5 separate regions of the Mus musculus genome follow, and all the other regions are linked to region 1. Evidence: chromatin loops called from intact Hi-C (ENCODE). Cell type or tissue: heart. All regions are shown on one strand. Links, peaks and the distances in the headings refer to the core of each region. The heading gives the core; the rest is flanking DNA. Region 1 holds the start of Rbbp4 (retinoblastoma binding protein 4, chromatin remodeling factor). Region 2 overlaps Tmem234 (transmembrane protein 234). Region 3 holds the start of Bsdc1 (BSD domain containing 1). Region 4 holds the start of S100pbp (S100P binding protein). Region 5 holds the start of Iqcc (IQ motif containing C).

Region 1 (5,979 bases), core at 422-5,421:
CAACCACTGAGAACAGATAGAGATAACTCTACTAAGCTTGAACTCCCAACTAGTTTTTTAATCTAATAAATTCCCAATTCCACAGGCAAGAGAGATAGTTCAGCAGCAAGAACACTGACTGTTCTTTCAGAAATTGTTTCCCAACACTTCTATGGCAGCTCCCAACAGTGTAACTCCAGTTTCAGAGTGTTCCAGCCCTCTTCTGACCTCTGCAGGCATTGTACTCACACGCTACAGACAAACATGCAGGAAAAACAAAGACTCCTATGTATGAAAAAAAAAAGTCCAACTCCAAACTTCTGGGTGCCTGCATGGATTTGCTCAACACCCTTCAGATAAAGGTCTCCATCTCTCTCTACACTGCTGCAAAGGTAGCAGCCTCATTCTTTTTTTTTTTTAAGAGTTATTTGTTATTAAATCTTAAGTACACTGTAGCTGTCTTCAGACAGACCAGAGAGGGTGTCAGATCTCATTACAGATGGTTGTGAGCCACCATGTGGTTGCTGGGATTTGAACTCAGGACCTTTGGAAGATCAGCCAGTGCTCTTAACCGCTGAGCCACCTCTCCAGCCCAGCAGCCTCATTCTTAAGTTACTAGTAAAATGCACATGAACTTTCCATGACAGTAGAGATGTATTGCAGATGGTACTGCCTTCCTTACCATGCACAAGGTTCAATTCCTAGCCCTCAAACCAAAACAACTCTTTACTCCAAATTTCTATTACCTGCTGAACCCCATCAGCCTCATAATTGAATTCTGCACGTATCTTAACTCTTGAGTTTCCAAAGAATTCAGTACATTTTTGCCAAATTTACATTAGTAATTACCCACATCCACCATCTTTGGATTGCCACTTGTTTCAGCAGGCCAGTCTGGTAGTTCATGCTGACAGACTTTCCCCTTCATTTTGTGTATGCAATTCGCTGTAGGGTCCCAGCCCCCCCCCCTTTCTGTGCTGAGGATCAAAGTCCCCATCAGTAGGTCTCAATCACTAAACATTACAACCCTTCTGCCCCACCTCCCACCAAGCTCTAAAACCTCACACTACTGCTGAAAACACTCGCCCCCACTTCAGTTAGGCAGACCCCAGATTTATCTTGCTATTTATTAACCTTATAAATGACTTGAGAAATCAAATGTTTTGTTGAATAAACTGGACCCAGAATAACTTTTGAAAACGGTCAAGTTTTATATTACATGGCCAACTCCAGTCTTAAGAATGGCTATTCAACTCCATGCTGAGGGAAAAAACAAAAACAGGGCTGGAGAGCTGGCTCAGCGGCTAAGAGCATTGACTGCTCTTCCCAAGGTCCTGAGTTCAAATCCCAGCAACCACATGGTGGCTCACAACAATCTGTAATGGGACCCAATGCCCTCTTCTGGCTTCAGTGTATTCATACAAATAGAGATGACTTAAAAAAAAAAAGTAAAAGAAAAAGAAAAAAAAAAATCAAACAACAACACAACAACAGAGCATGTTTTCTTTGCAGGGTAAATTACAAAATGATCTTCTGTTTTTGACATTATTTCTAGTCGAGGAAAATAAATAGTACTCATAAGCTCTGATAATGTCCCCCCTGAGTGACTGGAGGGCAAAAAAATTAAAATATATGAACTATCAAAAATATTCAAGATTCGCGTCACCTGGTCACATCTGGAAGCCACTGGGCAGTTAAGCTGGGCCACTCCAGGGCATGGGTCATCACCAAATCATAAAGAAAAGGGGTGTTCTTCTTCCATATTTTGTACTCCTCGTTGATCACCCGTTCTTCCACTGCGTCGTCAAAGGCCGCTAAAATGTTTTTAAAAGACAAATCAAGTTAGCGAACGTAAACGGAAAGGGCACAAACCTCTCCAAGCCACCGGCGTAGCGCCCGGATTTTGACAACGAAATGGAGATTCATCTTAATCTCCCAGGTCGCGGGCACCAACGCCACTCTCGGCCGCGGCGGGCCGGAAGTCCTGGGGCCACCCCAGCCGGACACTCCGTTACTCCTTCGGGGGCCGATGGTGTCCAACCCCGAACGAAGCACGGTGGCGCGCGCCAAGTCCGCCAAACCCGGGGAGGAGACCTGCGCATCGAGCCTGGGGATGGAGAGCGGCGCCCCGAGTCTCGGCAGGCAGAGGGACCGGCAGGGAGCCTCGTAGTCGCCTAGGCCGGAGACCTGGCGTCGCCTCGCATCCGCTCCGGAGGAGCTGCTGCGCCGTTAGCCCGCCCCGCCGGGGAGCTCAGTCCTCAGGCCGGCGTCGCTGGGACGAGGCTCGCCAGAGTCGGGCCTGCTCTCCGTCTCAGGCCGCGTAACAGGCCACGACACAGCCCTACAAGCCAGCACCGTCCCTTCCGAGCCGGCCTCGGCACACTCACCTTCCTTGTCAGCCATGGCGGCAGGAGAGCCGGGAGGGGTTGGGGGATCCCGGGGTCGTGCGTTGCAGGAGGGGCGGGGAGGCTACGAGCGCTCCACTCCGCGCGCGCGGCCTCTATTGTTTCCTGCGGCCCGTGCGTAGGGGGCCGGCTCGCGTGCCTTCGCGCCAACACCGACCAATGAGAAAGCGCGGGTCTGAGGGGTGGGCGGAGCATCCGCCTCGCGGCCTATGGAGACGCTCGAGAGTCGTTTTCTCCAGAGTCCCGAGGCGCGCGCGCTCCGCCCCTTCTCTCTCCCCCACCCCCCACCACAGTCCGGAGACTTCCACGGATTGCGCGCGCGCCCCGCCTGCCGGGATGAGGCCCGTGCAGATCACGTGACATACACCCTACACGCTCATGCGCAGCCATCTTCTTAGCAGGCCGTTATGCTGACAACTCCCTCAGGGTAGCGAAAGAATTTGGAAGTGTTTCCGGGTCTGGTTAGCAACTCGGAGGGCCAGACGAGGAGAAAACGCATCACCGTTTAGACTTACAGGTGCCTAATTCAAGGTGGCGTCTTTTAACTGACTCCCTCGGTACTAATAGTGATGAGTGCAGGAAATAAGATGCTGGTCTCTAAAACATGTTATAAAAGCGGCAGGACCGAGCCTGGCAGCCCGGCAGCCCGGCAGCCGCAAGCGGGTATATCCTTCCGCGAGCTTGCAGAATGGAGTCCTGGTCCTTTTAGACCCGCTGCCAAGGGGGTGGGGTGTAGAGCGGAAGTTATGGCGCGGGGCCGAAGTCTGGCTGATGAAGGGCGGAAGTAAGAGTACCAACTCCGCAATCATGGCTCAAGAGGAGGAAGATGTTAGAGATTACAATTTGACGGAGGAACAGAAGGCGACCAAGGACAAGTATCCTCCAGTCAATCGAAAATATGAATGTGAGTAGGTGGCCCACATCTCTTGCATTCGGACAACCTGCGGCTTCCTGCTTCGCCCACTTCTTTGCCCTAAAGGTGCTCTGGCGTGATCACAGTGTGCCCCTCTTTGGACCCAATTTAGGGGGAAAGTGAAGAAAAAGATCACCTTACTAGAGAATGAAGAAACCCGAGGCCGTATCCCCTGCCCCCATCCATTCTAAAAGTCCATGTGTGCCTGAATCACACTTACCTTTGGGGATAGAGTTAAATGGTGTGGCGCTGGTCCAACATTTATCATTGTAAATTATACTTGTGCATTAGTTGTATTTTTAAGTGATTTCTGGGTTGTCCTCGAGTTTCTCCCAGTAGGGAATAGTGTGACCAGGTTAGAGTAATCAAGACATACCTTTTTCTGTGCGTGCGTGCGTGCGTACGTGTGTGTCCACAGCCCAAGATTGGATCTTATTACGTACTGCAACTTTTGCATCACGTTAAATTTTTTTGAAAGATAAAAATTTAGCCGGGGGCTGGTGAGATGACTCAGTGGGTAAGAGCACCCGACTGCTCTTCCGAAGGTCAGGAGTTCAAATCCCAGCAACCACATGGTGGCTCACAACAAGATCTGACTCCCTCTTCTGGAGTGTCTGAGGACAGCTACAGTGTATTTACATATAATAAATAAATAAATATTTAAAAAAAAAATTTAGCCGGGTAGTGGTGGCGCACGCCTTTAATCCCAGCACTTGGGAGGCAGAGGCAGGCGGATTTCTAAGTTCGAGGCCAGCCTGGTCTGCATAGTGAGTTCCAGGACAGCTAGAGCTACAGAGTAAGGCCCTGTCTCAGAAATAAAGAAATTTCTTATGTCTTTAATGGACATCCTAGACTAGTAGTCTACCCCTGAGCTATAATGGCTTCTGCCCTACAGTAGTCTTTGAGTATAGGGTTCCTGAGATTAAAAAATTTGAGAACCACCCTATATAGCAATGTATCATCTTTTTTAAAAAGTTGAAAGAATTGAGTATAATTTACCTATGCCCCAGTAAAGTGTTAAGTACTTTCCTTTTTGTGTGTGTGACAGGATTTCACTCTAACCCTCACTGACCTGGAACTCACTAGGTGATTCCCTGGTGCTGGAATCACAGACATGGTCCACCACACCTGGCCCAGATTATTATTGTTGCTAAACAGATCTCCCGGTGTAAGCAGCCCTAGTTTCCAGATAGACCAGTTCTGCCATCTTAGAAAGCTTCCTCAGTTCCTTTCCAGCCTCCTATCCCTGAAGCCACCATTGTTATAGTTTGGATTTCTGGAGTAGAGTTTTCTGTGTTAGAGATTCACATAAGTGGACTCATGCTCTTGGTTCCTTTATGTGTAGCTCATTTATCCCAGTCAAAGGTCACACAGGTAGACACAAGTCGAAGTGAGTATGGTTAAGTACAGGCGCCGTAAGAGCTGAGAGTCATTCCAGTTCACATAGAGACTGTTCTACATGGAGAATGAGGGGGGACAGAGCAAGGGCTCCTACAGTCAGGGGAGGGACAGAGTACAAAGGGCTAGTCACTGTAGTCACTGGCCAAGGCCACTTATGCCTGCTCCCTGCCACTTTTAGAAGCTTGAGTCCTGGCCTCCCACAGACTAGAGACAAGAGGCCCGGGTTGTGGGGATGATAACATTTCAAAGAACAGGTCTTTAGGGAAGATTGTTCAGATCTGGAAGGGATACAGAGTCACAGTTTTAAGGCTTTTTGGTACTTGCTGTAAAATAGGGAGATTCAGAGCCTCTTATCAAGCATTGGCTAGAACAAAGAGAGAATTCTACAGCCTTCATCAGGCTTTCCTCAGGCAAGCATTTTAATGAAGGCTTCTGCTCTCTCCTAAAGATGTGGCCCGATGCTATTAGAAGCCATGCTAGAGTTTGCTTAACTACAGTGTTTTGATGCAGGCATTATACTAAGAGTTCTGCAGATTTATAATAATGCTTATATCAGTTATTTATTTTGTTGTAGCAGGGAAAACACTCTGCCAGTGACCTCCATTCCTAGCTCCCTCCTCCTTTTAAAATTAGTTTCATTGGGGTTTGTGGTATTTTTAAGCATGGCGTTCTATGTACCTCAACACGTGAGCTCAATACATATATCAGATTGGCCTCAAACTTGTGGTCCCCCTGTCTAAGTCTACTGAAAACCTTAGTTGCACTACCAGGTCTACCAGCTTTACTGTTCTCTATGGACTCCAGGCCTCTCTCTCTCCCTCCCTCCCTCCCTTCTTTCATCTCTTTGCTTTACTTTGTGTTTCATGCTCACTATAACATCAAGAACATAGCACACATTAGGCAAGTACTCTATCACTGAGCCACATCCCCAAGCAGCATTCAGGGCTTCTGTTAAGTGACCTCTGAGAATACCTGCTAGTGGGGAGAATTGCTGGTTGCTGTGGCACACATGCTTAATCCTGGAGCTCTGGAGACAGAGGCAAGACAATCTATTCCAGGCTGGTCTACATAGAGAATTGCAGGCCAGCCAGGACTACAGCCATAGACCCCATCTCAAAGCAAAACAAGTGAAAAGAATTGATGTAAACCATGGACAGGCAACAGACAGACGGAAAAGGAGGAGACGCAGTCGGGCATGTAGTAGAGCTGTTGTGGTCTGTCCGTCCTGTAGGAACGCTCATTGTACATCCTGTGCAATTGGCTTTCCTGAACTATTTTGTG
Region 2 (5,979 bases), core at 640-5,639, 270 kb after region 1:
GTTAGGTGTTAGTATTTGCTATTCATGGAAAGACCAGTTCAGACATTTTCTGTTTAGCTTTAAATGTTTAATGCTTTAAAACTTTAAACACGGGCTGGTGAGATGGCTCAGTGGGTAAGAGCACCCGACTGCTCTTCCGAAGGTTGGAAGTTCAAATCCCAGCAACCACATGGTGGCTCACAACCACCCGTAATGAGATCAGATGCCCTCTTCTGGTGCATCTGAAGATAGCTACAGTGTACTTTACATATAATAAATAAATAAATAAATAAATAAATAAATAAATAAATAAATAAATAAAAAAAACTTTAAACACTTCCAGCCTAAAGCAGGCTGTCATATAAGAAACGTTTGCTTTGAGGCATTCTTTAGATTCTTTAAATCGGAGTTATAGGGCCAAGAACAGTAAAATCTGTTCTGTTTGTATTTTCTTCTCTCTCTCTCTTTTTTTTTTTCGAGACAGGGTTTCTCTGTGTAGCCCTGGCTGTCCTGGAACTCACTTTGTAGACCAGGCTGGCCTCGAACTCAGAAATCTGCCTGCCTCTGCCTCCCAAGTGCTGGGATTAAAGCCGTGCGTCACCACTGCCCGGCAACTGTTTGTATTTTCTAGTTGTGACTGAACCTGTTACCCTGGACATGTAATGAAAAACTCAAACACATAATCCGTACTTCCTGGTTAATCAGTGTCTGTCTGTGTTCTGTGAAGCCTGTGTAAAGAAAGAAGGTCCTAAGTCAGAGCTGAGGCTCCCAAGCACCTTGTCTGACTCGTTCTCTCCCCAAGACTCCTGGTTTCCTGTACAGGCCACTGTCCGACCTTTCCCAACCTCCACACAAGTGCTGGGGTGAGCCAGACACAGATCTCTGCGCTTAGCAGGCTCTTTACTGACCAAGTGTGTCCCCAGTATGCGTCCCATACTTTTTAGTATTCCTGCTATGTGGCCCAGGCTGACCTCAAACTTGATCTTCCTGCCTCAGCCTCCTTGTGGCTGGGATTGTAGCTCTGTTTCTCAGCATCTGCTTCATGTGTCATAGTTTTATTTCTTTTCCAGATAGAATGTTGCTATGTAGCCCAGCTGTCCGGGAACTCCTGAGGAAAACAGGCTGGCCTGAACTCGGAGATCGGCCTGCTTCTGCTTCCAGAGTGATTGAATTAAAAATGTGTCTTTTTTTGCCAGGCGTGGTGGTGCACGCCTTTAATCCCAGCACTTGGGAGGCAGAGGCAGGCGGATTTCTGAGTTCGAGGCCAGCCTGGTCTACAGAGTGAGTTCCAGGACAGCCAGGGCTACAGAGAAACCCTGGAAAACCAAAAACCAAAACCAAAACAAAAATGTGTCACTGTGACTATCTTGTGGTGACCAACTGTGATGAAGAGGAGAGGGAAGAGGGCATGCTGCAAATATTTTATCCTGAGAAAGACATTCTAGGAATTTTTCTTGTTCTAATTGCTCAGATCTGACGTTAGCTGTGCCCATCTGCAACTCTCTGGCCATCGTCTTTACACTGATTGTTGGGAAGGTCCTTGGAGAAGATATTGGTGGGAAAGGTAAGTTGGGTGGCTGCACGTCAGGGCATGGTTGCTTGGGCCTTGGCATACATGAACATTTTCCCGATTCTGACTCCCATGGGTGGTGAGGAGAGGCCTTCCCTCACGTTGCCCTTTGTTCTACCACAGCTCTCCTGCTTGCTTGTGGCCCGCAGTCTCCTTTCCCTGAGCAATCTGGGGGCAGGGGCTGGGATGAGAACCAGGACCAGGGGTCACCATCTTGTCTTCTTCCTTGGCCCCACTGACCCCAACCCCTTGACGGGTTCTTTATCGCAGAAGCAGTGGCTGGCATGGTGCTCACCATCACAGGGATCACCGTGTGCATCACAAGCTCGGTGAGCAAGACCCAGGGCCAACCGTCGCACTCCTGAGTGGGCCAACCCCGACCGTCAGCTCTGCTGTGCTCGGTGGATGCTGGGCCCAAGGTGTAGGCAGAATGATTGGCCAGCTGGCCTCTCTCATCTCTCAGATCATGTCTATCTCAGGGGCCACAATAAGAAACATACTCTCCATAGTGCCAAGGCTACACAGAAACCCTGCCTCAAAAAAACAAGCAAAGCCGGGCGTGGTGGCGCACGCCTTTAATCCCAGCACTTGGGAGGCAGAGGCAGGCGGATTTCTGAGTTCCAGGCCAGCCTGGTCTACAGAGTGAGTCCAGGACAGCCAGGGCTATACAGAGAACCCTGTCTCGAAAAACCAAAAAAAAAAAAAAACCCAAAACAAACAAACAAGACGAAGGGCAGCACTGGGAAGGTTTTGTAACCTTTAGTGGGTTCCACGGTTGAGATTTAGCACTGGAGCCAGGCATGGTGGTATACTCCATTAATCACTCAGGAGGCAGAGGCAGGTGGATCTCTGTGAGTTTGAGGTCAGCCTGGTCTACAAAGCAAGTTCCAGGACAGCCAGGGCTACACAGAGAAACCCTGTCTTGGAAAACCAAAAAGAAGAAAAGCATTAAAAGGATTTAGCACTGGAGACTGTACAGCCACCCTCAGCTGCCATCTTTGTCTTCCTGCTGCCACCTCAGGCAGCTGTTACTCAGCCTCCGTTACCTGCTGTAGACTGTCAGCATCCTCACACAGCGCCTCCATTACATGGAAAGGGCTGGCTGCAGTCTCAACCAGGAATGGCCAGAAGCCTCCACAGCTCCATTACAGTGCTTTGGCTGGCTGAAGGTGGGATTTGGGGACAGAAGTTACATCAGAATGTCAGATGGAAGAAAAACAAGCTGGCCCTGGGCAAAATGCTCAACTGTCAGCCCCGCAAGTAGACAGCTGTGTGCCGGACACCACCTAGCTGCAGCAAACATCTGGCCAGCAGCAGCTTTCAATAAATCTACAGCAAACAAAGCTTAGCAAATGTTTTATTTGTGTTGAGTATGCAGTGTCTCTGGCAGGATCACATGAGGAGGTAGCCTCCACAGAACCTGCCTGTGGGCCTGTGACTGAGGAGGCCACACCTACTGTGAGCCCAGGAGGCATGGCTTCTCCAGAACAGGTTGCTGAGGGCTGGGGACAGAGGTGGCTGGGAGTGGTTGTCCCCCAGTTTGTATCTGGAGCTCCCAGCTCTTAAGATGGAGGAGCATGGGCGGAGGTTGGGGCTACAGCTTCAGGCCCAGGCTGGTGTTGCGCAGACAAGGCCTCTTCTGCTGTCTCTGCTGCCCTCTGGTGGATGTGTGGAGACATACAGAGCTATGTGTGTGCCCAATTTGCATGGACTGCCAGAGGTCCCCAACCAGGAAAGGCGACTACTGGATATTTGAACGCCTCACAAGGGAAACAGGAAGCCAGGCTTTCAGATTTAGATCTGCTTAGCCACCAGGAAGACGAGCCTTGGAGCCCAGACTTTAGCTCAGATCTCTGCCCATCTTAAGGCTCCCTGGTGTCCATGTGATGGGCTTACCTGATCCACAGGCTCCTCTGTGCGTGTGTTCTCATCCTCATTCACTTCCTGAGCCCCAGCCGTCTCCTTCCTCGGGTATGGAGCCCCATACACTCCCGTAACTCCTAATAAAGAGGCAGCATTGGCCGATGCCCAGGCTGTAGGGCCCTCAGGCTCCTGTGCCTTCACCTGCTACACCAGTTGGTTCCCCGCAGCTGTGTCCACATTCGCCAACGCCTCGGAGGGTGACTGCCTGTGTGACGGTGGAAGGAGGGAACTGACTCCACAGAGTTGTCCTCTGACCTCTACATGGCCATGGCCTGCATGTGCCCATGTGCGTGTGTACACACAACAGTGAATACAGACGGAAATAGAAGCAAGGGACATGCAGGTAGAGGGGTGGCACATAGCTCTGCTGACTCATTCTGCTGCAGACATCTCCCAGCAGCAGCAAGGCCCATCCTCTCACGTCAGAGGGGGACTAATGTGAGAGCTTTCCTAGTTTGTGTAAGCACAGGTGCTGATGCAAAGGGCCAGCCCCAGGGCCCCCTCACCTGATGGAGATGAGAGAGCAGGGAGCTTGCTCCAGGGCTGCTGGGGCCTGGCATAGAAAGTGGATGGCCCAGTTTCCCCTGGCTCCTTTGGAAAAGGCTGGGCTGCTGAGGCCTTGTAGCCCTGGACCTATAGATGGGACACTGGGTTAGAGCTTCGTATGTTTTCATCTTTCTCACTTCCCAGTCTACGCTTCGGTGTGCCTTGCTGCCTGTGCAAGCTTGGGAGAGGCCGTGTGCCTTCTTCATAGCCTGCAGCCTGCCTGCCTTCATTCCTACCAGGCTGTCTATCCAGAAATAGTTGAATTGACGCTGGCATTCAGAGATGCCCAGTGAAACCAGGCTGCTTTCTACTCTTGGGCCACATATGCACTGGCTCATCTGGAGGAACAGAGGCCTGGAACAGGGCCGTGAGTGGAAGGTTGGGCCCTGCTCTGCCCAGTAGCCAGTTCCAACACCCAGCCTCGTGAGGAGGCCTTTTTGCCTAGGCTTGAGAACTTGAGTTCCCACCCCAAGGAAGGGGGGAGGGATGGAATCCTGGCTTTTCAGGCTTGCTGAGCAGGTGCATGGGGTGTGGTGTGCGGGTGTTCCGGTTGACACCTACCCTCTTCCTGTGGGCTTTGTACTTCAGGCCTGGAGGACACCTGCAGTGAAGGGGAGGTTAGAGGTGGGTCAGAGGGCACTCACTTCCTGTGATCCTCCACCTCAGACAAACCTACCAGCAGCCCCTGGACAGAGAGGGGCTGGGCACCAGCAGCTCCATATAGGGCAGGGCCTTGAATTCTTCTTCTCCAACAGCCACGTAGTAATGGCCGTTCACCAGAGCAGTCCCTGTGGACAGTGGAAGCCCCTCGAGGGTGCAGAGTCTGTGAGGAGAGGTAACAAGAAAGAGCTGGTGGGTGAAAGGCAACTTCCTACCCAGTAGGCACTGTGCTCCAGCAGAGGACCTGAGTCTGGTCCTCCAGGCAACAGTCAACATAGGCTCTGCCCTGACTAGAAGGGCTGGGTTAGGAAACGCAGCTGTCCTGGGTCATGGGACTTGACATGGACATAGCTGTCCTCAGGGGCATAGGAGGAAGGCCTGCTGGACAGCACACACCCTCCCCAGGAGCAGACACACACAGTGGCGTTCCTTAGGGTGCATTCTCCCTTGTTCCATACTCGTGTACAGCCCCCCCTCACCCCCCACCCCGTGCTCACTGTGTACAGCCCCCCCTGCTCACTGTGTACAGCCCCCCCCCCATGTTCACTTGTGTACAGCCCCACCGTGTAACATTGCCCCTTGTCCTATACTCACTTGTGTACAGCCCCACTCTGTAACGTAACCTTCTCACTGAGCAGCTTCAACACCGTGTCCCAGTCCTGGATGGCAGTCTGGGACAGCTTTAGACTAAAGGGGGGACTTAGCAGGTCCCCGTTCCTGAACACACTGAGACAGAGAACAGCCAAGTAAGGGGAAGGATCCCCGAGACTCCTGTGTGAAAGGGGTGCAAGAACCAAATGGTCCAAGAACCATTCTCATGTTGGGTTTTTAATCTTTCTATTGGAATTGGAGCTCCTGAAAAAAGAGCCTACTCCTACTTTCTTGGCCTCAGGGAGGCACAAGTCTACACCCCCCATCACCCCCCTGCTCTCTGAGGTTGGCACTCACTGGATGTAGCAGGGGGCGTCTGCTGGCAACCACTGTCCAAAGACCCCATCACATGGGCGCTGAGACACAGGAGGCTCCTGAAACCAAGTCAGCTCTTCAAGTCAGAAGTTCAGGACTTTGGTTGAGACTGGGTGGTTCTAAACATGGGCTGAGCAGGCAGGACCCAAACTTGTGCAGGAGAGTAGTGAGCAGGGATGAGTCTGGTCACACCTTTCTGACAGGAGCATCTGTGCTTCCTGGGTCACATAACTCCTGTCTTCTGCCCTTGTGTCTTACCATTTACTTATTCCTTTGGGGACCATGGCCTGGAGATTACGTAAAAGACTGGGACTGAGCCAGGGATAGTGTCCTCA
Region 3 (5,979 bases), core at 594-5,593, 130 kb after region 1:
GAGCCACCATGTGGTTGCGGGGATCCGAACTCACGACCTTCAGAAGAGCAGTCGGAGCTCTTAACCACTGAGCCATCTCTCCAGCCCCAGAGGCAGGTAATTTCTTATCAAAGAAAAAAAACTAAAGTACACAATATTATCTATGGTGATGGATTTGGAGGGGAAAACTTGAGAAAGGAAGAAAGATGGCAGTCCTGGGGATGCAGATACTTTCGCTCTGGGTGGGATTGTTTGCTTTTTTTTTTTTTTTTTTTTTAAACTCTGTGTAGACCAGGCCTCAAACGCACAGAAATCCACCTGCCCCTGAAAGATCCTGACAGAATGTAAAAGGTCACAGAAGCCCTGAAATTGGCAAAATAGATTTCATTGTAAGCAGAACTAGCTTCACTGATCTAGAAAAATAGAGGTGCACAATGCTCTGGCCGCTCCTCGAACTCATGTGTCTGCCAATGTTCTGGCCGTTCCTTGAACCCATGTGTGTGCCCACTGCTGCACCTCACTGCCAGGTGTTTGTGATATTGGTTGCTGGGCTAGAGTTGGAAAATCTCCCCAGCAACCACAGCCGGGCCAATCTGGAGTTGCTACACCTGCACTAGACTCTTTCCTTGTACCCCTCCCATACCCATTTCTTGAGAAGACCTGGAAATCCCCTACTTCCCCCTTCTCCTCCCCCCCTCCCCGAGGGCCTATAAAAACTGGGACCCCTTTCCCCTCGAGGTCGACTCCTCTACCCCTGCGTGGGATGAGTCGTCCCTAGAGCTCTGGCTTTCCCCAAATAAAGCCTCATGTGGTTTGCATCAAGCTTGGTCTCTCATGAGATCTTGGGGGTCCGCTATTATCCCGAGGCCTGAGCGAGGGGCTCCTCTTGGGGTCTTTCACCCCCACCTCCAAGTGCTGGTATTTATGGTGCACAAGCTGCAGTTCTCAATAGCATGGTCAGAGTGGGTAAGAAACTGAGGTCAGAGAACTGCAGGCAGAGAAGACATGTTCAAGGGCTCAGGGTCAGGAAAGCACCAGAAAGTTTCTGGGAAATCTAAGTAGCCTTTGTATGTGGGGCAGTGTGAGCAAGGAGGGTGGAGGTGCAAGGTCAGACCAACCAGGTAGGAACAGAAAGGAGAACCCTGGGAGGAGGCACGGCCATCTGACTGGCATGGTTTTATGTGTGCGATTATAAATTAACAGTTCAGGGCTTGGATGTAATTTACTGATAGCATGTTTGCCTAGCACCTGCAATATCTTGGATTAAATTGTCTAGTTAAAAAAAAAAAAATACATGCCGGGCAGTGGTGGCGCATGCCTTTAACCCCAGCACTTGGGAGGTAGAGGCAGGCAGTAGTTCCAAGTGACCTTTAATGTGGGGAATGAAATTGCAAAGGTAGATTCTGTTGGGGATTAAAGAACTCAACTTGTTTCTTAGCCCATCTTGTTCAGTAGCACAAATCATTTATCACAGCATTTTTTAGCTTTAAACCTTGTGCATTCGTTGCAGGCAAAGCATGGACCTTAGAAGGGAGAAAGACCACTGGAAATTACTCATTCCATTTTTTCTCCCTTAACAGCCTTATGGTGGTCTACTTTATTTTTTTATTTATTTATTTATTTATTTATTTATTTTTATTACATATTTTCCTCAATTACATTTCCAACGCTATCCCAAAAGTCCCCCATACCCTCCCCCCCACTTCCTTACCCACTCATTCCCATTTTTTTTTTGGCCCTGGCATTCCCCTGTACTGGGGCATATACAGTTTGCGTGTCCAATGGGCCTCTCTTTCCAGTGATGGCAGACTAGGCCATCTTTTGATACATATGCAGCTAGAGTCAAGAGCTCCGGGGTACTGGTTAGTTCATAATGTTGTTCCACCTATAGGGTTGCAGATCCCTTTAGCTCCTTGGGTACTTTCTCTAGCTCCTCCATTGGGAGCCCTGTGATCCATCCAATAGTTGTTAGTTTTTTAGACAGGAGAAATACCAGCAACAATCTTTTTGAAAGTTAGATGGGAGGCCTTGGGGAACACTGGGAGAATTAGTATATAGCTTGTTCCTCAGGCAGGTAAGAGGCTATGGGATCAGGTAGCAGTGATGACCTTGATTACAGTGTAGCCTTCGAGGAGGGGAGTCAACCTCCTGCTGGAGGTGAAGGAGGGGTTTGTGTAGATTGAGGAAGTAGTAGGTAGGGCCACAGGATCTATGTAAATCCCCCTTCCACCACACAATAGACCTCAATTCCCCCCTATCAGTGGGATTTTTCCAGAACACTTTCAGCTAGCGTTTTCTTAAATCGGGCTTAAGAAATAATGTGAATATGTATCTGCCTCTCCAAATGATCCTGGGTGTCATCCCGAGGAGAGCTCTGGATTCTCCCCATAGCCTTACTCTGGCTCTGAGGTCCGCAATCGGAGCTTGCTGAATTAGCCTGCAGCAGAACACCAAGGAGCTGCTACGCGGCTGGCTTCACAAAGGGGGGCGGAACTTAACTCCAGGTTCTAAGAACACAACGTCCCAACCCGGCCTCTCCTTTCCTCGCCTCGCCTTCTAATTGGCGGTCTAACGAGCCTGCCGAAATTGGCCCGGAGAGGCCACTGTAGTCAGGGACTACCGGGAAAGCTAGCGGCTGGTTGGTGGGACCCGAGGACAATCTTACACACCATTGGATCGAGAGTTCAGAGGCGGGACAAATCGCATTTGGGACATGGATTGGACAAAGGCCAGACACATTGATGTAGGGGGGCGGGGACTGGGCGGAGAGTTGTCCTTGTGTTAAGATTGGGGCACGCTCATGGGGGCGGAGCCTGAGGGGGCGGTGCCGTGTCGGAAGTCAAAGGTCGGTAAATAGTGGTGATGTCATGCTGGCAAGATGGCGGAAGGGTGAGCTTGGCGTTCCGCTTTCTGGCGTTGGGGGCTTGGGCTTTTCGAGGGATGGGGTACTGGGCCAGGGGTCCCTGTTGGGGACAGGCTGCCGGTGCGGGTGCGGACTGAGCTGGAAGGGCAGAGCGGAGGCGTGGTGCGAGGGCATGGGGAAGCGGCCGGAAAAGCCTCATCTCCGGCCGGAGGCTGGGCTGGAGTCGCCCGGCAGGGCCGTCAGATGTGTCTGTCTTCCACAGGGAGGACGTGGGGTGGTGGCGGAGCTGGCTGCAGCAGAGCTACCAGGCAGTCAAAGAGAAGGTAAGCCGGGCCAGCACCCTTCCCTCGGCAGGGCACCGCGGCCGTCTCCTTGCAACCAACCCCAGCTAGCCCCTGCTTGGGTTTTTTTGAGCTTCTGTGAGGCCATTTACGAGAAAAGGGTAGAACACCACCACTAACAACATCTTACTCTTAAACAGCAATATTTATTAGAATATGTGACAGTCACTACTCACAGACAGGTTGGGAGGATATAGACCTTAGCCAGACAGATAGTCTTGGGCCTCACAAAGCTCAGTCTGGTGTGGAGGCAGTCAAGCAAAATAGTTGCTTAGTTACTGTTGTGAATACCGGGAAAGGGCAGTCCCTAATTGTCCAGACTAGGGAGTCATGAGCATGCCAAGGAAGGTGTAGCCAAGAATCCGGGTAGAGATGAGGATTGCCATATGCGCTGGTACCTGATGGTGCCTATGTGACTGGTTTACAAAGGGATGAGGGGGGGCCAGAGAGTGGAGACCTGGGGAAGTGGCTGTGATTGTGACTAATGCTTGTCCTTGTCCTAGGCAATGCCAGTTGGTGTTCCTGTTTTATCCCACATTCCTTTATTTACAGGCAGCCCAACTAAGTCGTGGGGTAACTAATTACTGTTTACCTCAAGCAAGTGAAGGGAGTCGTGCTTCAGGGCAGACTCCGAGAGGCTTCTGATCTCAAGTCAGCCCAGTACTTTAGGAACGGTTTTTGTTTGTTTGGTTTTTGGTTTTTTGGTTTTTGTTTTTATTTTCTCCTTGCTCCGGGTTCTCCTGGGAAGCCTCCGCTCAAGCTACAGCTCAGCACATCTGAGAATTCCCTGTGCTGGAAGTTTTATTGATGATGGAGAGGCAGGACTTTACGCTAAGGATTAATATGAGACCTCAAGCATGCAAAGAAAGTGTGCTATCCGGCAGGTGTCCTGTCCTGTGAGGACTCCCCGTGTGTTTCGAGGCTTTCAGGAAGAGACTTAATCTCTCCCTTTAGTTCCTTACATTTCTGGGAACTTGGACAAGTTATTTTGTTGTTATTGGTGGTGGTCGTGGTTTGTTTTATTTTGAGACAGGGTCTCATGGTGTATGTCGCCCTTGGCTGCCCTGGGACCATTATGTAGACCAGGCTGGCCTCAGCCTCACAGAGATCCGCCTCCTTCTGCTTCCTGAGTGTTGAGATTAAAGGCGTGTAGCTTATGACTTGGGCAAGTTTGTTTATCTGGTTTCTTCTTCTTCTTCTTCTTCTTCTTCTTCTTACCTTCCTCACTGTGAAATGGCAGTACCTCTCTAATGCGATGTCACGAGGATCACATGATAATATGCAGAACACTCAGACAATATGTGGTCTCTCTGGGTGCTACATAGGCATTCGCTCTTTATTAAGTGACTCAGTAAAACTCAGTCACCGTTTTTCGACTTTTCCCTTGCTCCTCTGCTGCCGTCTTTGCTGCTGGCCATCTCCGCTCCCTTTGGGTCGGTGTCTTCCTGCTCTCTTAGCAAACGTCCTCTCATTTTGAGAGGGGCGTGTAACCTGACTTCCTCTGCTTGCTTCCTTCCCACTCCTGCCTTGAGTCTACTGAGTCCCCATCCAGTGCATCCAAGTTCATGTACAGATCCAACGCGTCCAAGTTCATGTACAGACAGACACAGCACTAGAGAAAGCTCTGCTGCATTGTGTGCTCCCCCGACACGTGCCCTGGTCTCACTTCGTCTAGGCACGCCCCCAACAGACCTTTTCTCCCTCTTATTTTACTCTTCCCCTTGACGTCGGAAACTCTTCCCTCAAGTCTGTGTTCAGCAGCCTGGCATACTTTAAAAATACGACGTCAATAAGCTTGATTTCGGGTTACTCCCTCCCCACCCCTGAAGCCACCACCTGGACACTTATCTGTAATGACAGTCATTTCACACTTGCCAGCTCCACTGGGTACTTTTTAGCCCTTATCTTTCTGGAACTTTCTGCAGCAGTTGGCACTACCATGCTCCCCACCCCACCCTACCCCACCTTTTTTTGAACTGTCACTCTTCCGACTTTTGTGATGTAACTCTCTCCCAGTTCTCCACACCCTTGTGCACTGTGCAGGTTTTTCTTTCCTGACTGTTGAACTCATGTTCCTCTACCTGCCCTTAAAGATGGGCCTCTGAAGATCTTTGTCCTCAGCTCACAACTGTGTGTGCTCTGCATGGTCTGTTGCGCACTTCTCCTTGCAGGTGACGCCTGCTTCTTTCCCTAGACTCTTTGATGCTATGCTCTTACTGGACAACTACTCTTACCGGACTCTGAGTGGCTAAAAATGTGCCAGTCACTAGAGGGACATATTAAAAATGAAAATCTCATTGTGTCCTACATGCTTCACCCTCTTAGTGGTTCCTTATTGTCCCACTGTGTCATGCCAGGTCAGAAGTAGGCAGGCCCATCCAGGAAAAACAAAATGAAAAACCTGAATACTCAAAAACATGCTTTGGCTGGGCATGACAGTGCACATCTGTAATCTCAGCACTTGGGAGGGAGGCGGGGCTGAAGGATCAGACTGCATAGTAAACCTCCTCAAAAGAAAACATTCAGGGGATTGATCCCTGGGAAGTGAGAGGACATGCAAGATGGGGTGAGTACAGGTGCTCCAGGAAGTCGTGTTGCAGTTTTCGAGCACAAGATGAGGAAGTCACACAGCAGGCAGCAGAGGACCAGCTGGCTCAAACTAGCTCTGAAGTAGGTCAGCCAGACAGGCAAACATCACTCATTCCAAAGAAACTTAATGGAGAATCAAAACCCGGAAGAGTGGAACCAAGACCTGAGAGAGAAGCCATTCTTCTGGATTGGGGGGGGGGGGAGGGT
Region 4 (5,979 bases), core at 980-5,979, 150 kb before region 1:
TAAGGCCCATAAAATGCAACAGGCTGATATATCTTCTAAAGATTTCCTACCTTTTCCCTACTGTAATTATCTGTTAAAAAAAAAGTTTCTATGATATATAGAAATCACAAAATTATAAAAAATATTTAAAAAATAAAAAACACCAAATTCAGGATAGCAATAACTTCTGGTAGTGGCAAGGAGAAATGAATAGCTTCGGTCTATCTGTAATGTTTTGGTATTGTAATGAGTCAAGGTCTCATGTAGCCCAGGCTATCCTGAAATTTGCTATATAGCCAAGGATGTCCTGACTCTCCCTCCTTGTTAGCCTCACAAGTCCTAGAACTACAGGTAGTATACCTGGATTTTTTTTTTAAATCAGTAGAGGTAGACTATAAACCTGGAAAGTAAGTATAATGGTAATTATTATTATTATGCTACCTTGCTTAATTTTCTGTTTGAAATATCTAATAAAACAACACTCTTAGAAAATGGCTAGCTGTCTCAGTGAGGAAAGGACCACAAGCCTGGACATCTGAATTTACTCTCTAGTACCCATATAAAGATAGAAAGAGCCGGGCATGGTGGTACACGCCTTTAGTCCCAGCACTTGGGAGGCAGAGGTAGGCGGATATCTGAGTTCAAGGCCAGCCTGGTCTACAAAGAGAGTTCCAGGACAGTTAGGGCTATGCAGAGAAACCCTGTCTCAAAAAACCAAAAAGAAAAACAAAAAAAAGATAGAAGGAAAGAATTGACTCATCTCAGACCTCCACTTCCACACGATACACATGCACAAAAGCTTGCACACCATACACACAGATACACAAATTGTTTTAAAAAAAAAAAAAAAGTTTGGATTTTGAGTAGTCTCACTATGTCTCCCTGATTGGCTTGGTACTCACTATGTAGACCAGGCTGGCCTAGGTGGATGTGATGACATACACATTTAATCCTATCAGTCAACTGGCAGAGACAGGTGGATCTCTGTGAGTTCAATGCCTGCCTGGCCTACACTGTCAGTTCCCGGCCAGTCTGGGCAACACAGTGAGACCCTGTCTCAAAAAGCAAACCACAACAAAAATGAAGTTATAAAGCCAGTGAGAAAGATGTACCAAACACACCTATAAAGTAGGTGTAATGAAAATTCTCCACCTATAAAACAGGAAACCTCACAGTCCATTAGTCTCATGAGGTTATTATAAATACTAAGAAAGACATGAACATAAGGCACTTAGTCCACCAGCTATGGTTATTTCATCCCACCACCTACATCCATCTCACCGGAAGAGCCTTAAGCACAAGAATGATAGGAAAAAAGGCTAAACTGGCAAGAATCTTCCCCAGACTCGATTTAGGAATTATTTAGTATGATCTACTTAGTGAAGCACTTAACCATATTGTCAGTAAACTAATTTAGGACTAGACTGGATGGGTAACTGAAATATCAGGTAAATTCTTTAAATTAATGGCCCATGAAGTAGCTTGTATTAGAGGCACTGGGCTAAAATTCAATGACCTCGGCAATTCATTTAAGTCTCTGAACTTCAATATAAATGAGAACACTCATCTGAAAAAGGCAGACACACTGGCGCTCACTTGTCTGTATTTCCAGAATGTTGGTGGGGGAGGCAAGAGGATGAGGCGTTCAAGGCTACCTGAGGCTTCATCTCAAGTTCCAAACCATAGGGGCTACACAGGACAAAGGTGGGAGGGAAAAGGAGGGGTTTGACATAAAGTCAACTTGAATTTTCAAGGGAGGGAAGCCTTCAATATGGCAAGGCATGGAGACATTTGCCTTTCATCCCAGCACCTAGAGGAGACAGAGTTGGGTGCATCTCAGCATTCTAGGCCAGCCTGGTCTACACTGCAAGTTCCTGGCTAGTGGTACACAGTAAGACCCTGTCTCAAAAAAAAAAAAAAAATCATAATCCACAGAATAATATTATGTTAATAATAAACATCGTGAACCTCTTAAGTGTCACAATCCCCCCTCTCGAATGCTACATCACCTGCCATTCTTGGCACTTGCCTGGTAAATCTTTCAAACATGGACGCTTATTTTTCAGGGAGGAATATTTTCCTATTTCTAAATTCTCTTAATTCTGCTCCACATCTCTGTGTGACCCTATTCTGTCCTTCTACTTCCCTCACCTGTCCACCCCCGTCTTCACACTTTAGTGTACCACCCCCTCTCTGTTCTCTAACCTCCTGGTTGCAACCTCAGAAACTGGTTCCCCCATCTATTTTTATCTTACCTCAAAAAACCTATTGCCTATTGGCTTCGTGCACAAAGCCTCATTCTATTCAGGACAGTAAAACGCCAATGCCAAATGTATACTACACATCCTACCTAGTTCAGGACTCTAAAACCAAAACCACTACCCAACTGGGTCTGATATGCAGGACCAAAAGCAAGGATTTTGCAAAAGGGGGTGGAGGGGTACTCCTCATTGGCCTTTGATTTCCAACCTCTCCTAAACAAAATACACTACCCGTGAAGCAGACAGCATCCACCAAAAAAGGGTGTATCATCAAAATGAGCCCCTCCCAAAATTTTTTTTTTTAACAAAGGGAACTGACTATCTGAAAGAATTTGCAACTCCCTCTGGGCTAACTGCAAACAAGGTAAAATGGAAAGATAACCGGTCTGGAAATCTCTGCTTTAGGTAACAATTCCCCCAGACTAGGGAGCCAAGAATTCCCACACAGGCCCAGGCAGCAGATTTTTCTAAACTGAAGCAACAGGTTTCTTTTACAAGAATAGTCTATTAAAGCCTGGGGCTCTTAACAACCACGGGGGGGTGGGGGGGGGAGGACAAAAAACAAAAAATGAGGGCAGCCGGTGAACTCCGTCCTCATTTGGTGGCCCTCTGAAGAAGGGCTCACCTTAGGTGTCTGCAGCATTCCCTGCGGCCCTGGATGAAACCCAGCAACGGTGGCCCAGGGATACCTTGCGAGGATGCCCGCGGGCCTCCCCGTCGGGAACACTACCCGCCCGCCCGCCGCGCCCAGGGCCTCTGCACTTCCCTCCTCCTCCCACTCGGGAGAGCGAGTCCTCGCCTCCCCGCGGATAGCGGGAGGAGCGCGTGTTCCCTCCGCGCCCCTCCCCCCAGGGGCGACCCAGGTCCCCCCGCGGGCTCCGCCAGGGCACCCGACCTCAGGGGACAGACGCTGACTGCCACATCTCGGCAGGCTGCGGCCCGCGGTCGCCCGGAGTGGGTCGCCCTCTCCCGCCACGACGCCCCGCGGGAAGCCCGCCATCCCCGCTCTCCCTAGCAACAGCCTCCCGCGGGGAAGGCAGGCACCGGGAGAGGAAGACCCCCCCCCCCGCCCCCACTGGCAGGGCCGGCGGCCCGAGGACCTGACAGCTCCCTTTTCCTCAGCGGGATGAGGGGCGTCACTCGCCCACGGATGTGGAGGTGGGGGGCAGGGACAACCTCCCCGCCCGCCATCACCTCTGGCGCGAGAAGCAGCCCTTCCCTCAGCGAGACGAGCTTCCCTACTCCTCACGGGGGCAAGACGAAGAACGCGGCCCTGTGGAGAAGCAACAGGCGGCCCGCCCCCTCCCCCCCGACCCCTCGCCTAGACGACGGGCGCCGACCCTTACGTCCCGCCCGCTCTTCACCTCCGGAAGCCGGGCCAAAAGCCTGGGCGAGCGGCAGCACCTCACTCCGCCCCCTGCGCCATTTTATCGCCCCCTTCACGACCTCCCCCACCCCGAGGCAGCGGGGCCAACACCAGGGGGAGGGCAAGCAAGCAGTGATTGGCAGGAAACCGCCCCGCCCCTGAGAGGGTGCGTCATGGGCGGCCTTCCTAACCCCGCCCCCCAGCTCCACCTACACTGTTTTGGTTTTTTTTTTTTTGGATGGTTCCGCCCCTTCCTGTTTCATCGATTCTTTCGACTCTCTGCTGCTCCTGACTCGGGGATGCTCGGGGAGAGGAGGGGACAGACAGAATCTAGGCCTAGCAAGCGGAGCGACGAGCTCAGCTGATGCAACCCGACGGGACTAGCGTGACAGTTCCCGGCACGCGGAGACGACGGCGAACGAGGAAAGGGCGCGGGTGCCGGCTGAGCGCGGGAAACAGAGACAGCGGAGCCATGGGTGATGCTCCAAGCCCTGAGGAGAAGCTGCATCTTATCACCCGGAACCTGCAGGTCAGGCCTTGGTGGGGGGTTGGGATGCGCCGTTGGGTACCGAGAATTTGAAGTCCCATGATTCCCGATGCCAATCCCTAAACGAGTGGGGCCGCGGTCTCCGCGCCTGGGCGGCTCTACGGCCCTCTCTGCTAGTTGATCAGTCAAGCAGCCATTCTCAGGGTGCAAGAGAAACTCCAGTGGGCTCACCCTTTGTGTGCACGTAGCTTGTGCTCCAGCCATTCCTGGGGCTGGGAACCTCATTCCACCCATCCTATTCCATGCCGGGAGCACTGCTAGGCTCTAGGGAGTCAGGGCCATGTCTTTCCAGGACTCTGGCGGAGAGAACCGGAAATTTAAAAGGACCTATAACCCAAATAAAACACGTACTGAAAGTTCCTATGACTGAAGTTCTGAAAAGAAATAAGGGGCGAGCTGGCCGAAGAGATGGCTCTGAAATGGAAAGAAAGTACTGCTCTTACAGAAGACCCGTTTTCAGTTCCCAGCACCCATGTCAGGTTATTCGGTACGGCCTGTATCAGGGGATCTGACGTCCTCTTCTGGCGTGTGTGTGTGTGTGTGTGTGTGTGTGTGTGTTGTGTACACGCGGGCGCTGAGAACTGCATTTCAGACAGGGAAGACCCAAGGGGAAGCAAGAATATTGTAGAACAGGGAGAAGGCTAGGCTCAGCTCCGTGGTAAAGCATGAGTAAGGCCCTGGACTCAGCCTTCAGTGCCCTCACACACCCTTTGTCCAAGGACACTGATTTAAATGGAATAAAGCAAGCACAGTACTGCTCGGCCACCACAACTCCCTGCCAACAGAACCGTTTCCATCCCTGCCTGCCCGTGCCTCTGATGTTCCTCCACAGAACCTATTGCTGTCCTTTGACATGTTCTCTAAGGAGAGACAGGTAGGAGCCAAGTCATGAGGGGCTTGTAAACTTTGTTTTACAAGCCAGATAAAGACTGGACTAGAATTACGCTAAGGGCGGTTGCACCACCAAGCTATTTTTTTTTTTAAATTTACCTATCCTGGGTGTGGTGGTACATGCTACCTGTAATCTTAATACCTGAGAGTCAGAGACAGGGGGGTGGCTGCAATTTGGAGGCCAGCCTTGTTTACATAATGAGTTCCTGGCTAGGTAGAGCTCTATACAGAGACCCTGTCACTAAGAACATTCATTCACCTCTTCGAAGGGTACATTTTAGTCAGTTCTTGTATACCCACAAGGTTAAAGTTCTAGAATATTTTTATTCCCAACTCCCCCGACCCCTAGAAAAATGTGAACCAACCTGAGCACACGCTGTAATCCCAGCATGTAGGAAGTGGAAGCAAGAAGATCCAGAATTTAAGGACACTTTCGGTGACATAGCTGAAGTTAAGGTCATCATGGGCTTCATAAGACCCTCAGTGGAAAAAACAGAAAGAAAAAGAGAAAAAGAAAACCTTGTACCATTAGCTATATTAAGAGTTAACTCATCCTTGTCCCCCAAGTACTGATCTGCTTTCTGTCCCTAAGTGTATACCACTCCTGGGTGGGTCTGATGCCTAGAGTCAGATAAGGTGTGCCCATTGGTGTCCTTTCACAGGATGGTGTTACACAAGGTAGTGTGTGATTTCGTTTCTCTCAGAATTTCATTCCTCATATTTCTTTCTCACTCCCTCCACTCCTTGCCCCCCGCCCCCATCACCCTTCTCTCCTTTTCCCTGCGCTCCCCTCACTTCCAGGCCCCATCCCTTCCCAACATATCCTTTCCTACCCTCTTCCTTCTCCCTCCCACCTTCTCCTCCCCCCCAGGCTTGCTGTGTCTCTTCATCCCACTGGCCTACTCTGACCTTTGGTCTCTTCCAGGAAACCGCTT
Region 5 (5,979 bases), core at 657-5,656, 280 kb after region 1:
CCTCGAACTCAGAAATCCGCCTGCCTCTGCCTCCCGAGTGCTGGGATTAAAGGCGTGAAATGTTTTATTATGCAACCTTTATTTAATATTCTATGAGGAGGGGGTACACGCTATTCGCTATTCTTGACTCTAACTTTATTACGTCTTCCTGGCAAAACAACTAAAACCACCTCCTTAAACTTTCTTCCTAAAATTATTCGAATCATTTCTATAGTCATTAATTCATGTAAACAGCATTAATTTGTGAAAGTTCATCTTCATGTTGATCTGCACGACATTTGCCCAGTGGGGTGGCTGTCACTGGGAAGTGATCAGAGCAGCTATAGGCAGTGAGGGTCTCCCAGTGTCCACTCACACCAAGTCACGTGTGTGAGGAGTGTGGCAATGACAGACACGATGTGGCACATCAGCAGCCAGAAGCAATTCTGGGACGAAGTCTCTGGGGCCATGCCTCACCCGAGGACACCCATGGCAGCCGAGCAAGCAAGACGGTGAGCCAGCCGTCTCCAGGGCTTGCCCACACAGCTCCTCCTGCATGGCAGCCAAGAATCCAAGGAAAACTTTTATTCTCCAGGATCCTCCCACCCTACTTACCCCAAGAGGAGGTGAAATTTGGTTTAAGTCCCAGGCAGAAGGTAAAAAGGCATGTCCTTCTTTCTCCTATCGTACCAGCTCAGCCCTCTAGCTTCTCTTAGCCTGAGATCTACTGATGGCCAGGGGCAAGGGCAGGAGACAGGTGGTACCAGGGAGGCAGGACAAGGGCCTGCTTCCCTTGTCATTTTTCACAGCATCTGCTTTTGGGAACCCTTCCTCTCCTGGATCCCCAGATCTTTCCTGATGCTCCTGCTTTCCGGTATCTGCCCTTCCCCTAGTCCTGTCTTGAGGAAGACAAGTTCTCCAGTGGTCTTCATCGCCACTGCAGAATTCCACGGTTTTTCCATCCTTCTGGACTAAGCTCACTGGTATTTCCATGGCCCGAAGAGCCAGCACTCGGGGGTTGGCTCTTGGGTGGTTTAGTCCTAATGAGATCCAGGCTACCTTGTTCCTGCCCTGCCAAGGTCTCATCCCAAATCATGTGGCCTTCTAAGATATTCAAATCACAGGGCCCAGCGCTTCGGCTTGGCTTTCTGGAATATCTGTCCTCAATATTTTGATTTTCAGAGAGAGTGGGCAGCTGTGTTTCAGCCTTTCTAGAACAAGGACTCCTAAACTTGAGGTCCCCAGGGATCTGATCCTCTAGGACTTTCAACTGCTGTAGGGAGGTTTCCTTAAAGGGCTGTCCTCCGTGGTCTGGCCCTTTGGTGACCCTGTCCCCTCCAGCCTGGCTCTCTAATGCTGCAGGCAGCTGTGATGCAGAGTTCCTATAGCAGAGCTCCCTGCCTTTAGACCCAGCAGTGGTTTTACCTGCACTGGTCACACTGTCTGGGTGTTTCTGGGGCTTCAATCTGCCCTTGTGGCTGGAGTCCTCTGCATGATGGGACTCTCCTATGATCCTGTCTCTATAGGATTGGTTGTCCAGAACGCAGCTTGAGTGCAACGAGGTCTTCTCATAGGCCTGTCCCCTGTGCTTGTCTCTGGTCTGGCTTGCTTCTGGGGATCTCAGTGTTTGCTTGAGAATTAGGTACTGGTAGGAAAGAACAGAGGGAAGCTAGCCCAGGCCCTTATGGCAAAAGGCCCCTCCCCACCTGTCAGGTCGCACCTACTCCAACAAGGCCACACCACCAACTGGTGCCACTCCCTGGTCCAAGAATATACAAACCATGACACCACCCTTGAGCTTAGGGCTCTCAGTTAGTCCTACCTCCTTTCGACTGTTGATGGCCTGCTGTAGCCACAGCAGCTCCATGGCTAAGTGGTTGCGCTGCTCCTGGAGCTCCTGTTGGCTCTGGGACAATCCTAGGTCTGCGATGTCAATGAAGAAAGAAGAGAAGAATGCCTTGAGACATCCCTAGAACTGAGAACTAGTCTAGCACTAGATACTGGCAACCCTTCCCGCTCTCAGGCAGAGGGAAGGAGGTGGGGGAGGGTTGCAACTATATCCTTTCATGGTTCATGGGCGGCTGAGACCGGAGGAGGTCAGATTTGCCCCATCTAGCCAGATAAGTACCTGCATTTTCCATCTTGGAGACAGAGGTATCTTGGCTGTTTCCCTGGCTGGCTTTCCTGCCCTGCTCAGCCTGCGGCCAGGCGCTGTCATCTCTGCAAAGACTTCCTGGATTTGCTGGGCTCTTTTCTGTCTTCTTCTGCACCATCTCCTCCCAAATGAGCTCTTTTTCAGAGTCTTTATGTGGGGAATGGCTCCATAGTTTCTGCTCTGGGTTTGATATTTTCTCTGCTTTCCAGGACTGATGAGATTTTGCCTTATGAGAATTTGGAAAGGGGTGAGAATTGCAGGGCTAACGCTCTCCCCCCCCCTCCCCCATGTCTAGAAACCATAGTCTAGTGGGCAAGTGGGCAGGATTAGGGATTCGGGTGAGGAAGTGAACCTGCTTTCTCTTCCAATGACTACTGAGGCTTTTGGCAGAAAAAAACAAGTCCAGTCTAAGGGGTAGTATACATCTTTAATGCAAGCATCTGGGGAGGTTGAGGCAGGAAATCCGTTGAGTTCAAGGCCAGCCCGGACTACCTAGTAAGGCTCTGTGTCTACAGACTTTTGGAGCTTGCCGGAGAGATGGCTCAGCAGTTAAAGGAACTCGTTCTTTCAGAGGACCCAGGTTCAGTTCCCAGCACCCATACGGTGGTTCACAGTTGTTAACTCCAGTTCCAGAGGGTCTAATGTCCTCTTTGGACCTCTGGGGGTGCCAGGCTACATACAGTGTACAAACAACAGGCAAAACACCCTCACACATTAAAATAAATCTTCAAAGAGGGAAGACCCACCATTCCCTTGAACCCGATAGCAGGTTCTCCTTTCCTTTCCCCTGCAGTGTCGTACCTCTGGGAGAAATACGGGCTTGGGGATCCAGCCCCCAGTCCACTGAAGAGTGCTGAGGTCACCCTCAATCTCTTGTACAATTGCCTCATACTCGGCTCGAAGGCTCTGGAATTGACGTCGGACCAAGAAGCCTCGGAAGCCGGCCTAATGTAGAGAACAAGTGGAAAAGCTAGCCCTTAACATTTTTGGAAAAACGGTATTTTGGCAAGCACTCTTGATTTTGTCGTTGCCAAGCCCTTGCACATGGTGGGCAAGCACTCGACCTCTGAGCCCAAAAGAGAGAGATCTTTGCATGCTGGGGGCTGCCAGAGGGAACACGGTCATGGGGAAGGGTTAGGCGAGTGTGGTTTGGAGCTCTGGGAGCTGAAGAGAAGATGCTGACCCTCATTCTCTTCCCTAACCCGGCCAGAGCTCCGCATTCTTCAGTGCAGTGCGGGGGCGTGCGAGTAAGATGTTATGTGACAGCATTTCGCCGGAAGGTCCAGCCCCTCACCCCAGGTGCACTCGCAATTCCATCCCGACCTGCAATGTAGACACCTTTCGAAGGAAAAGGTCGGGATCCATCTCCTCGCCAACCGCCCTGCGCTGTGCGTCACTCGCTTGCGTGCGTTTGCGCAGTGAGTCTTCAGACAGCGCCGCTCCTGGGCATGCGCAAACATAGGGCCCCACCCGCGTCTCCAGGGACACACGCTGGGCTTCTCCGTCAGACGCACGCATCCGGGTGCGGCCCCCCTCCCCAACCCTGTGTTTGGCACAGTGAGAACAAGGAGAGCACCGAGTAGTCGCTTTTCTGTTTGTTTAATTCCAACCAGTGCCCCCGACCCCATAGCACCAAGGGGCTTCCGAATCCGTAAAATTCACAGTTTGAAGAGGAGAGTAGCAGAAGAGTTTAGGCGACACCTACGCAGCTGGCTGGTCCTCAGGCTCAGCATTCTCTGCCAAGTGTAGCTTCTGTCTGTGTCAGTCAAGGACTGTGACACTTTGGACCTGTGTATCCACGTCTTCCCACACTGTACAGGTGTGTGTGTGTGTGTTCAGGACCACCACACCAGGGCACAACCACCTAAATAAAGATTAAAATCTGGGGGCTGGTGAGATGGCTCAGTTGGTAAGAGCACCCGACTGCTCTTCCGAAGGTCCGAAGTTCAAATCCCAGCAACCACATGGTGGCTCACAACCACCCGTAATGAGATCTGATGCCCTCTTCTGGTGCGTCTGAAGACAGCTACAGTGTACTTACATATAATAAATAAATAAATAAATCTTTAAAAAAAGATTAAAATCTGAAAGCCAGATGTGGTGGCATATGCCTTTAATTCCAGCACTTGGGAGGCAGAGGCAGGTGGATCTCTGTATCTCTGTGAGTTCAAGGCCAGCCTGCTTTACTCAGAACAGCCAGGGCTACAAAGAGAAACCCTGTTTCGAATCCCAGAATCTCTCTTGCCCCCTAACAGAAAAGGCGGAAAGGGCAGGAGAACAGCAGACAAGCTTTGCTATGTGTCGGTGTCTGCTTCAAAGATTTCCATCATGCTAGGGCTTACACAGTGAGACGGTCTCAAACAAAAAAGATATCACTGTTTGAAACATACTTCTTACATGCATTTTTCTCTCCTCCATGGCCCTGCTCTGTTTGTTTGTTTAATTCTAGCTGTCCTAGAACTCACTATGTAGATCTGGATGACCTCAAAACCCAAGAGCTCCACTTCCGTGCCTCTGCCTTCCAAGTGCTGGGATTAACATTTTGTGTCACCACACCTGATGCATTTTTCCCTTAGAATTTGGGAAATTCTACATTCCTCTTAAGTGGGGCCAGTTTGTTGCCAATTCTGAGTCAGTATGAGAGCTGAAGATGGGAATATTTGTTATGTGTGAATAGAGATAGGAACGAAGAAACTCATCTCCTGCTCCTCATTTCTCCCTCACCCTAGCGGCATGTGAATCCCTAAGGCCCCTTGGAAAGGATACATGGAATTGCTAAGATCTTCCAGCTGTCAACACAGAGAAAAGGTTTATGTCAGGGGACCCAGAACAAACCTGGATGCTCTGGGGAAGGCCTACTGGTGGAGCTTGGGGGAGGGGGGGCTCACAACTCTTGGGTTCATGTACCCAACTTTCCATGGGAGACTTGGGAGCCTGTGCCCTCTCCACCCTTGGTGTCCCAGGATCCACAACAGCCAGCTCTATGACCCACATTGCTAAGCAGCTGGTCCAGGTTGCGGTCAGCCATTGTCTTCTTCTGCTCCTCAGGCAAGCCTTCTGTGACCCCATCCTCCTCTTCTTCCTCGTCCTCTTCCTCCCCACACACATCCAGGCTGAAGTGCAGTCTGGCCAACTTCTCCTGCATCTCCCGAACATGCTCCAGCTGCTCGAAGGAACATTCCTTCCCTGGACAACTCTTGAGTTTAGGAGGCAGCCTGGGACCCTAACCCCAGCCTGTCCCCAGACCAAGATCCCCAGCAGCACCCACAGAACTGCCCTGCTCCCGGACTTACCAAAGGCCTGCAGGCGGCCTGAATGAAAATCATTGAGCAAGTTCAGCAGTCCTCCCTCCATCTCATAAACATCTGTCACCTCTGTCAGGAAGGAGTGTTGCAGGGGTGTGCCTGCGGAGCCGCCTCCACCTCCAGCCAGCACCGGTCGGCATTTCTCCTTGCCTGCTCTGGGTAAAGTAGACATGACTGTGGTCATAGGTGTGTCATGTCTCTCTGCACTACTGCATCTGCCCCACCCACTCACCAACACAAACTGGTGTTTGTTCTCTGGGCCTGTCCTGAGCAGCAGGATAGGTTAAGGGAAGGAGCAGATGAAGGGGAGAAAGGAAGAGGGCAGAAAGGCATCTGTTTCCACGGATGCTGTAGCCAGAGGCCTACCTGCAAGGAGACTGACCGAGAGCCCATGAAGCCTCTGTGACTCTGGATAGGTCACTTGTCCTTGGCCTTGAGGGAGTTTCTTCTTTTACTGCCAACGAAGCACCTCCCACGAAAAACCACCCTGCTCTTGTTCCGTTCCAGAAACTGTTTTGAATTTTCCATCTCCTTGAAGGC

Evidence for each region. A loop is a pair of places that touch in the nucleus more often than their neighbours do. Peaks named below come from ENCODE experiments on the same cell type or tissue, not always from the same donor. Only the 100,000 strongest peaks of a DNase experiment are listed, where the experiment ranks them.
Region 2: it touches region 1 in a loop (3-fold over the local background); 8 of 42 quality-filtered maps call a loop at or near these places.
Region 3: a loop joins it to region 1, with 4 times the contacts of the local background. A loop is called at or near these places in 14 of 42 quality-filtered maps.
Region 4: a loop joins it to region 1, with 2.3 times the contacts of the local background. A loop is called at or near these places in 4 of 42 quality-filtered maps.
Region 5: a loop joins it to region 1, with 4 times the contacts of the local background. A loop is called at or near these places in 9 of 42 quality-filtered maps.

Annotation. Positions count from the first base shown.
Region 1 is chr4:129,332,852-129,338,830 of GRCm38, forward strand. Rbbp4 (retinoblastoma binding protein 4, chromatin remodeling factor) reads right to left here and starts at 2,519. Exons shown (of 12, transcript NM_009030.3): 1 at 2,367-2,519; 2 at 1,646-1,793. The coding sequence starts at 2,382. It overlaps Zbtb8os (zinc finger and BTB domain containing 8 opposite strand), which reads left to right and starts at 3,117. Exons shown (of 7, transcript NM_025970.4): 1 at 3,117-3,288. The coding sequence starts at 3,192. In heart, for the core only: a CTCF peak has its summit at 2,590; DNase peaks (open chromatin) are centred at 2,620 and 3,110; H3K4me3 peaks cover 3,497 bases; H3K27ac peaks cover 2,293 bases.
Region 2 is chr4:129,605,637-129,611,615 of GRCm38, forward strand. It overlaps Tmem234 (transmembrane protein 234), which reads left to right. Exons shown (of 5, transcript NM_029748.3): 4 at 1,451-1,543; 5 at 1,820-2,893. The coding sequence ends at 1,914. It overlaps Dcdc2b (doublecortin domain containing 2b), which reads right to left. Exons shown (of 7, transcript NM_001195730.2): 2 at 5,273-5,449; 3 at 4,695-4,841; 4 at 4,580-4,619; 5 at 3,979-4,105; 6 at 3,446-3,549; 7 at 2,294-2,712. The coding sequence ends at 2,695. Among named protein-coding and RNA genes, the nearest start is that of Dcdc2b, 5.6 kb to the right of the region's middle. In heart, for the core only: a CTCF peak has its summit at 3,219 (motif pointing left); DNase peaks (open chromatin) are centred at 3,095, 3,595 and 4,495; H3K27ac peaks cover 618 bases.
Region 3 is chr4:129,458,838-129,464,816 of GRCm38, forward strand. Bsdc1 (BSD domain containing 1) reads left to right here and starts at 2,842. Exons shown (of 11, transcript NM_133889.2): 1 at 2,842-2,868; 2 at 3,105-3,165. The coding sequence starts at 2,858. In heart, for the core only: no CTCF peak of the experiment used is centred there; DNase peaks (open chromatin) are centred at 2,664 and 3,604; H3K4me3 peaks cover 1,928 bases; H3K27ac peaks cover 1,454 bases.
Region 4 is chr4:129,185,938-129,191,916 of GRCm38, forward strand. S100pbp (S100P binding protein) reads right to left here and starts at 3,642. Exons shown (of 7, transcript NM_001379590.1): 1 at 3,605-3,642. It overlaps Yars (tyrosyl-tRNA synthetase), which reads left to right and starts at 3,966. Exons shown (of 13, transcript NM_134151.5): 1 at 3,966-4,135. The coding sequence starts at 4,079. In heart, for the core only: no CTCF peak of the experiment used is centred there; a DNase peak (open chromatin) is centred at 3,804; H3K4me3 peaks cover 3,328 bases; H3K27ac peaks cover 2,800 bases.
Region 5 is chr4:129,615,557-129,621,535 of GRCm38, forward strand. Iqcc (IQ motif containing C) reads right to left here and starts at 3,537. Exons shown (of 5, transcript NM_198026.2): 1 at 3,458-3,537; 2 at 2,936-3,079; 3 at 2,108-2,360; 4 at 1,802-1,902; 5 at 61-1,624. The coding sequence starts at 3,499. The coding sequence ends at 908. It overlaps Ccdc28b (coiled coil domain containing 28B), which reads right to left. Exons shown (of 6, transcript NM_025455.2): 3 at 5,428-5,594; 4 at 5,127-5,320; 5 at 4,901-4,923; 6 at 3,718-3,890. The coding sequence ends at 3,836. In heart, for the core only: CTCF peaks have their summits at 3,545 and 4,165 (motif pointing left); DNase peaks (open chromatin) are centred at 1,765, 2,625 and 3,575; H3K4me3 peaks cover 2,129 bases; H3K27ac peaks cover 1,700 bases.